2 separate regions of the Homo sapiens genome follow, and region 2 is linked to region 1. Evidence: read pairs that join two places in POLR2A ChIA-PET (ENCODE). Cell type or tissue: GM12878. All regions are shown on one strand. Links, peaks and the distances in the headings refer to the core of each region. The heading gives the core; the rest is flanking DNA. Region 1 has its middle 56 kb from the start of TNFAIP3. Region 2 has its middle 5.7 kb from the start of LINC02539.

Region 1 (2,918 bases), core at 102-2,601:
GCTTGGTGGCGCGTGCCTGTAATCCCAGCTACTCAGGAGGCTGAGGCAGGAGAATCTCTTGAACCCAGGAGGCAGAGGTTGCAGTGAGCTGAGATCGCGCCATTGTGCTCCAGCCTGGGAGACAGGTGAGACTCCAAAAAAAAAAAAGAAAGAAAGAAGGAAAGAGAGAAAGAGGGAGAGAGAGAGAGAAAGGGAGGGAGGAAGGAAGGAAGGAAGGAGAGAAAGAAGAAAGAAAGACAGAAAGAAAGAAAAGAAAGAAAGAAAGAAAAGAAAGAAAGAAAGAAAAGAAAGAAAGAAAAGAAAAGAAAGAAAGAAAGAAAGAAAGGAAGAAAGAAAGAGAAAAGAAAGGAAAATACCTTTATTAGTTAGAATATTTTAAAAACAAATGTCCTCATCCTGCTTCTAGCAAGACCCCAGAGCAAGCTGATGCAAGTGCTCATTGGTCACCTGCATGTTGCAATTTGATATTTACAGTTAGCACCCCTACCTCGAACTCTTCCTCATAACCTATATATGGCTGTTTAAATTACCATTTTAGTCCTTAAAGTCAAGCAGTATCTGTATACGCAAAATTATATTCCTAAAATCATCGTACGTACGTTACCATTAACAATAGCTTAAGGTTATTACGTGAGTTATAGTTTACACTGAGATTCACAGAATTATTTAACCTGGATGGCAGGTTGGACGTATTTTGCACCCATTTTGCAGATGAGGAAATAGAGGCACCTTTGTTCAACAGTCTTTCTCAACAAAGATTAACCCAGATCTTTAGACTTGTGGACCTGCACCACCAGCCCATTCAAATATCTGCTTGCCTGCTGCCATTCCTAGGATAACTGATTTGGACTTTGCTACTTATCTATAGATTCTTTCTGCTTTAAAAGTGTAGCATAGCTCTAGATCCACTGTTTGCCCAAAAACTTCCCTTATCTACCTTGCCCACACTAAACTCCCCTTTCTCTGAATGCCCACAACACATCCTCTTGACATTGCTATTTTGTAATCCATCATGTTCTTCCTTGAAACAACTCTTAAACTCTTACTTACCTTTCCAAATGCTTACATCTTGTTGCCCCCAACTAGATAGAGCTCCTCAAGGATCTTTTCCTGTCCATTTGCCCCATACTCCCTTGCAGACTTGGCACACAAGTTCTCATATATTTCTGGTTTTATTGATTAACTAAAACACTTCAATTTCTCTCCCTAAACCTCTGGGAAAAGGGAAGAACTCCCCAAAGCGGACAACCACACTGACAAAGCCAATGTTCTGCTTCACAATTCGGCATGTGACCGTCCCTGCCAAGACCCCAGAAATTAATTTATTATTTAACCAAAGCCAGTGATTATTGCATAATTTCATCCTTCCAATCAAGAATGCTGCTCTTTATTTAATGACTGAGACCTACTTACTTAGCTTCCAAATATGGTAGTAATTACTTGATATACAGATTAATGCATTCCCAGGCTAGTGCCTTGCACAGAACTATCAAATATAATTGGGGTTTCTAACCTTGTGACACAGCCCTACAAATTGCCTTCTTTATTTCCTTTTCTTAAAAAGTACGTTCAGTCTACTCTGGACTTTCCCATCTGTCGTCAGGTGACTTCCTGCTCTGTTAGCTGACCGTGAGTCACGTCGTTGCTGCACAGCACGTTCAGTGAGGCTGCCTCTGCGTGTGAGGCGACCAGGAGAGGAAAGGACAGACTTGAGCTATCAGACCTCTCTCCTGGTGGGATATTGTTTGTTTCCCCTACCCTGTTCATTTAAAACCTCTCAGTTATAAGCTTTGCTCCTCAGTTTATGCCTCTGTGATGATGCTTCAAGAGACAGGGAAACCAGTTTCCTACATTCCAAAATAAAAATGACATTTTAAAAAGTCTATCCTTTTAGGCAATGAATCATTTATCCGGGCAACCCCTTTCGTCAAGGGTCTTCTTCCTTTCAGCCACATTTCGGGGATGTCTTCTGTAAGGCAAACGGTTGTGACCAAGTGCGTACTCTGGAATCCAAATGATGCAAGTAGAGTTGAAAAGGAATTTCAAAATTACAGGAAAGGAGCTATGAGGGTAGAGAGGATGGGTTTAAAATACAAATAAGGAAACTTTGTGGATTGGGGAAGTCATTGGAGCAAAATAATGGGGAAGTTGGAGGCTCAAGAATAAACAACGTCTAGAAAGTTAGAGGAGTCTGGAGGGCACTTTTGCCTTCTGCAAATATCTTGTATATTATTTTGCTACGTGGGGGCTTAAATTCATTCTCATTAAAAGAAGATAAAGGAACAGTAACACTAGCCTGTCTCATCTGATGTTTTTAGGTTTGTTTGTTTTTATTATTATTATTTCTTTTTAGAGACAGGGTCTTGCTCTGTTGCCCAGGCTGGCATGCAGTGGCATGATCATAGCTCACTGCAGCCTTGAAATTCTGGACTCAAGCAATCCTCCCACCTCAGCCTCCCAAAGTGCTGGGATAATAGGCATGAGCCGCCATGCCTAGCCTGTTTTTAGTTATTATTTATTTTTTCTTTTTTGGGACAGGGTTTCACTATTTGGCCCAAGCAGGCTTAACACACTTCCACTTAATATGCTAATAAAGTAATCAGTATTTGGATAAAAAGTTGGCTAAACATAGAAATAATAATCTAAACTCAATGTAATAATTTACAGATCATTTGGGGATTCTAAACAGGACACAGACATCTATTAGCTGAATAATAACTAGCATGTGTATAGCCAACTTCTTTATGCCAATCTTTCTGGATTGGTGATATTATGGATTTGTGTTGGAGAAATAAATGTATCCATTAACATTTTAGATCAGCACTTTTAAGCCCCAAATAAAAAAGGATATGCATTGATTAGGGTTGTATCTTTACAACATTCAATGAAGTTATTCTTGGCATCCTGTTTTGGAGAAA
Region 2 (2,918 bases), core at 194-2,693, 67 kb before region 1:
CCCTGGATGCAACCCTTGGCCTCTTCTGTATCTACACTCACCCACTGAATGATCTCATCCAGTCTGTTCTGCTCTCATATAACATAGTGTTTGTAAAAAAAAAAAAAAAAAAAAAAAAAACTCTGTGCCATGCAAAATACACACGGTAACAACCAAAGGTCTTATGCAAAAAATGTGATTGGGGCACAACACTTAAAAATGTCAGCAACTGGCCGGGCATGGTGGCTCCCACCTGTAATCCCAGCACTTTGGGAAGCCGGGGCAGGCAAATCACTTGAGCTCAGAAGTTCAAGACCAGCCTGGGCAACATGGTGAAATCCTGAATCTATTAAAAAAAAAATGCAGAAAATTAGCCGGGTGTGGTGGCATGCCCCTGGAGTCCCAACTACTCAGGAGGCTGAGGTGGCAGAATCACCTGAGCCTGGGATGTCGAAGCTACAGTGAGCTGTGACTGAGTCACTGCACTCCAGCCTGGGTGAAGGAGAGAGATCTTATCTCAAAATTAAAAAAAAGAAAGAAAGAAAGGAGATAACCTGATAAAAAGAATGGCACAGTTTCATACATATTAAATGGTTAAAAAATGAATAAATACTACAGTAAATCTCATAGTCTACCTTGACAAAGACCGGAAATTTGCTTGGGAAGGATTGCAGCTTATGAGTTAGTGTAAAGTGGTGGAAGGAAGGTTTTCTGAAATCAGTGGGGAAGTTACACCAACAGACATGAATAGGTGTAGCTCGTAACAGGGTGAACCGAGGTTAGCTGGTGGATGTTTTGAGGTGTGCTTGTGTGAATAATTTGAGTTTTTCTATACAGTTTGGTTCACCTGAGTGCAGTTTTTAATGCGTTCACTTAGTATTTCTTCCAGAATCAATAGCACATATGCAAATGCAAAATTTGCATTACGTTTAAATTGTTATTGAATATATTTATCTGTATTAGGTCTTCAAAGACTGTTTCTGAATAAAGTCACATTCACAGGTAACTGGACTTAAGATTTTAACTACGTTTTTGGGAGACATTTCAATCCATAACACAAAATATGTCCCCACATTTCTAGAAGTCCCACCTAATGTCTCACAAGGATCATTTTTTACCTTTTTATTGACAGCTACCCACAGTAAGAAAGATTCTCTGCCTCATCTCCCAGTGCACACACACACACACACACACACAACTGAAATGTTTCACAAAACTTACTTTGTGTGTTGCGATCAGATATTTTGTATTCTACTTGATCTACCATAGAAAAGAAAAAATGCTAGTCATGACCCACTCATTGATTTTATGACCCACTGATTATTTGTGACCTGCATTTTGAAAAACACCACTCTAGAATAAGGAAAAAAGTTCCTATCTTTAAGATTAGGTTAGGTTTTAAAAGATTGTTCCCGAGTATTTATTTGTAAGTAAAAAGCATGTGATTATTGTTGATTACATTGCACAGGATGCGATTTGATTTGCTGTGTGATAGACTTTTAGTCTTCAAAATACTTTTCACTGTTTTAAGGTTCATTCCATTTGCATTTCCAGCAGGCTTTCTCTCTCTCTGTCTCTCCCACTTTATTATATTATCTCACATTTGGGTCATTTTGTAATCGTTAACCTCTTCTTACCCACTGCTCTATCACTTACCAGACTTGACCGGGTTAATAGTGCTTATTAGTGTGTCCATGTCATCATGAATGTAGGAATGGGCAGGAAGCTAAGGGCCAATGGCTAAATGAACACTTGACTTTCACCATCTGTCATCCTGCAGATTTGAAAGTGGAGGTGCTTCTGCACTTTCAGCCGCTGCATGGTCTTTGTGGCCTTGGTGGTTTTTACCCTCCCTCCTCTTGCAGCCCCTTTGCATAGAGGGCTGTTATTAAGGAGTATAAACCTTGTCAGTGGGTAGCAGGTGCCAGCTCCTGCCTCCAGTGTTGCTTCTCACTCTGCCCCCGAGGTTGCATTGTGCCAGCCAAGGCCCTGAGGCCACTCTGCTAAAATGGGAAAAGTACCCCCAGCCTAGCCCTGCTCCCAACTCACTGGATAATTCCAAAGAAATACAACTCTGTGCTCCCAACTGCTCAGATATGTCATGGGAGATCAACCCTCCTTCAATGCTAATTTTGGAAAAGAGCATATTGCAAGTTTAGAGAATGTGCCCCTGTCATATCACATATTCATTGCAAAGTTAGAACCTAAACTCATGCTCCTGATGTTCCTGGGAGCTTTTCCATAAGCTATAATGACTCTTCACCTATTTCACAATATTGCTAAAGGCAGGTCCCGTTCATCTTCAAATAAACTGGGATGAGTAAAACTATTCATGAAATACTTACAATTTGCTAAAGATACTCAAGTCCTCAATCTGGTATAAATCTTAGCCAAGTTGTGATCTTTCTTTTCTCACAATTCTCTTGGCATTTTTTCCCAGCAACTTCTCCCCAACTACAGCCCCCCACCTCCACTATAGCTCACATTTCTCACATTTGAAATGAGAAATCTGAGCTTCGATCTCTCTGGTAGAACAATAAGAACAACCATTTTCCCTCTAGACTAAAATTCTCACCTCTCACAGTTCTAATCTTTCTAAAATTCAGCTCTGTGAGAATTGATGTATCCATTTAATGTGGTTTGCTTTTTCATCCTTAAAACACTGTTTACATTGATAGTGCTTTGCAAAATCTTTGTAAATCTGGATAGTGCTTTGTAGAATTCATATATATCTTTAAAATATTAAATATATATATGAATATCTCTTATGTGCTCATATAATAAATGGGGCTGAAATACATGAAATTACAAAATTTTTCATGTGTTTCCTAGTATTACAGGAATTACATTGGGAATAGTTTTTGTAATTTAATGAACATGTTTTAGACAGGATTATAGACTTTCTCTGATGATCAAAGCTTTTGTCAAGATTGGCTGAC

The links. ChIA-PET counts read pairs that join two places held together with the same protein. Peaks named below come from ENCODE experiments on the same cell type or tissue, not always from the same donor. Only the 100,000 strongest peaks of a DNase experiment are listed, where the experiment ranks them.
Region 2: POLR2A ChIA-PET joins it to region 1 with 9 read pairs; 7 of 35 experiments call an interaction of 5 or more read pairs at or near these places.

Annotation. Positions count from the first base shown.
Region 1 is chr6:137,809,961-137,812,878 of GRCh38, forward strand. No RefSeq gene overlaps it. Among named protein-coding and RNA genes, the nearest start is that of TNFAIP3, 56 kb to the right of the region's middle. RefSeq lists enhancers at 1,482-1,741, 1,772-1,891. In GM12878, for the core only: no CTCF peak of the experiment used is centred there; a DNase peak (open chromatin) is centred at 1,621; H3K4me3 peaks cover 582 bases; H3K27ac peaks cover 1,540 bases.
Region 2 is chr6:137,743,258-137,746,175 of GRCh38, forward strand. No RefSeq gene overlaps it. Among named protein-coding and RNA genes, the nearest start is that of LINC02539, 5.7 kb to the left of the region's middle. RefSeq lists a silencer at 1,785-1,844. In GM12878, for the core only: no CTCF peak of the experiment used is centred there; a DNase peak (open chromatin) is centred at 1,724; H3K4me3 peaks cover 682 bases; H3K27ac peaks cover 813 bases.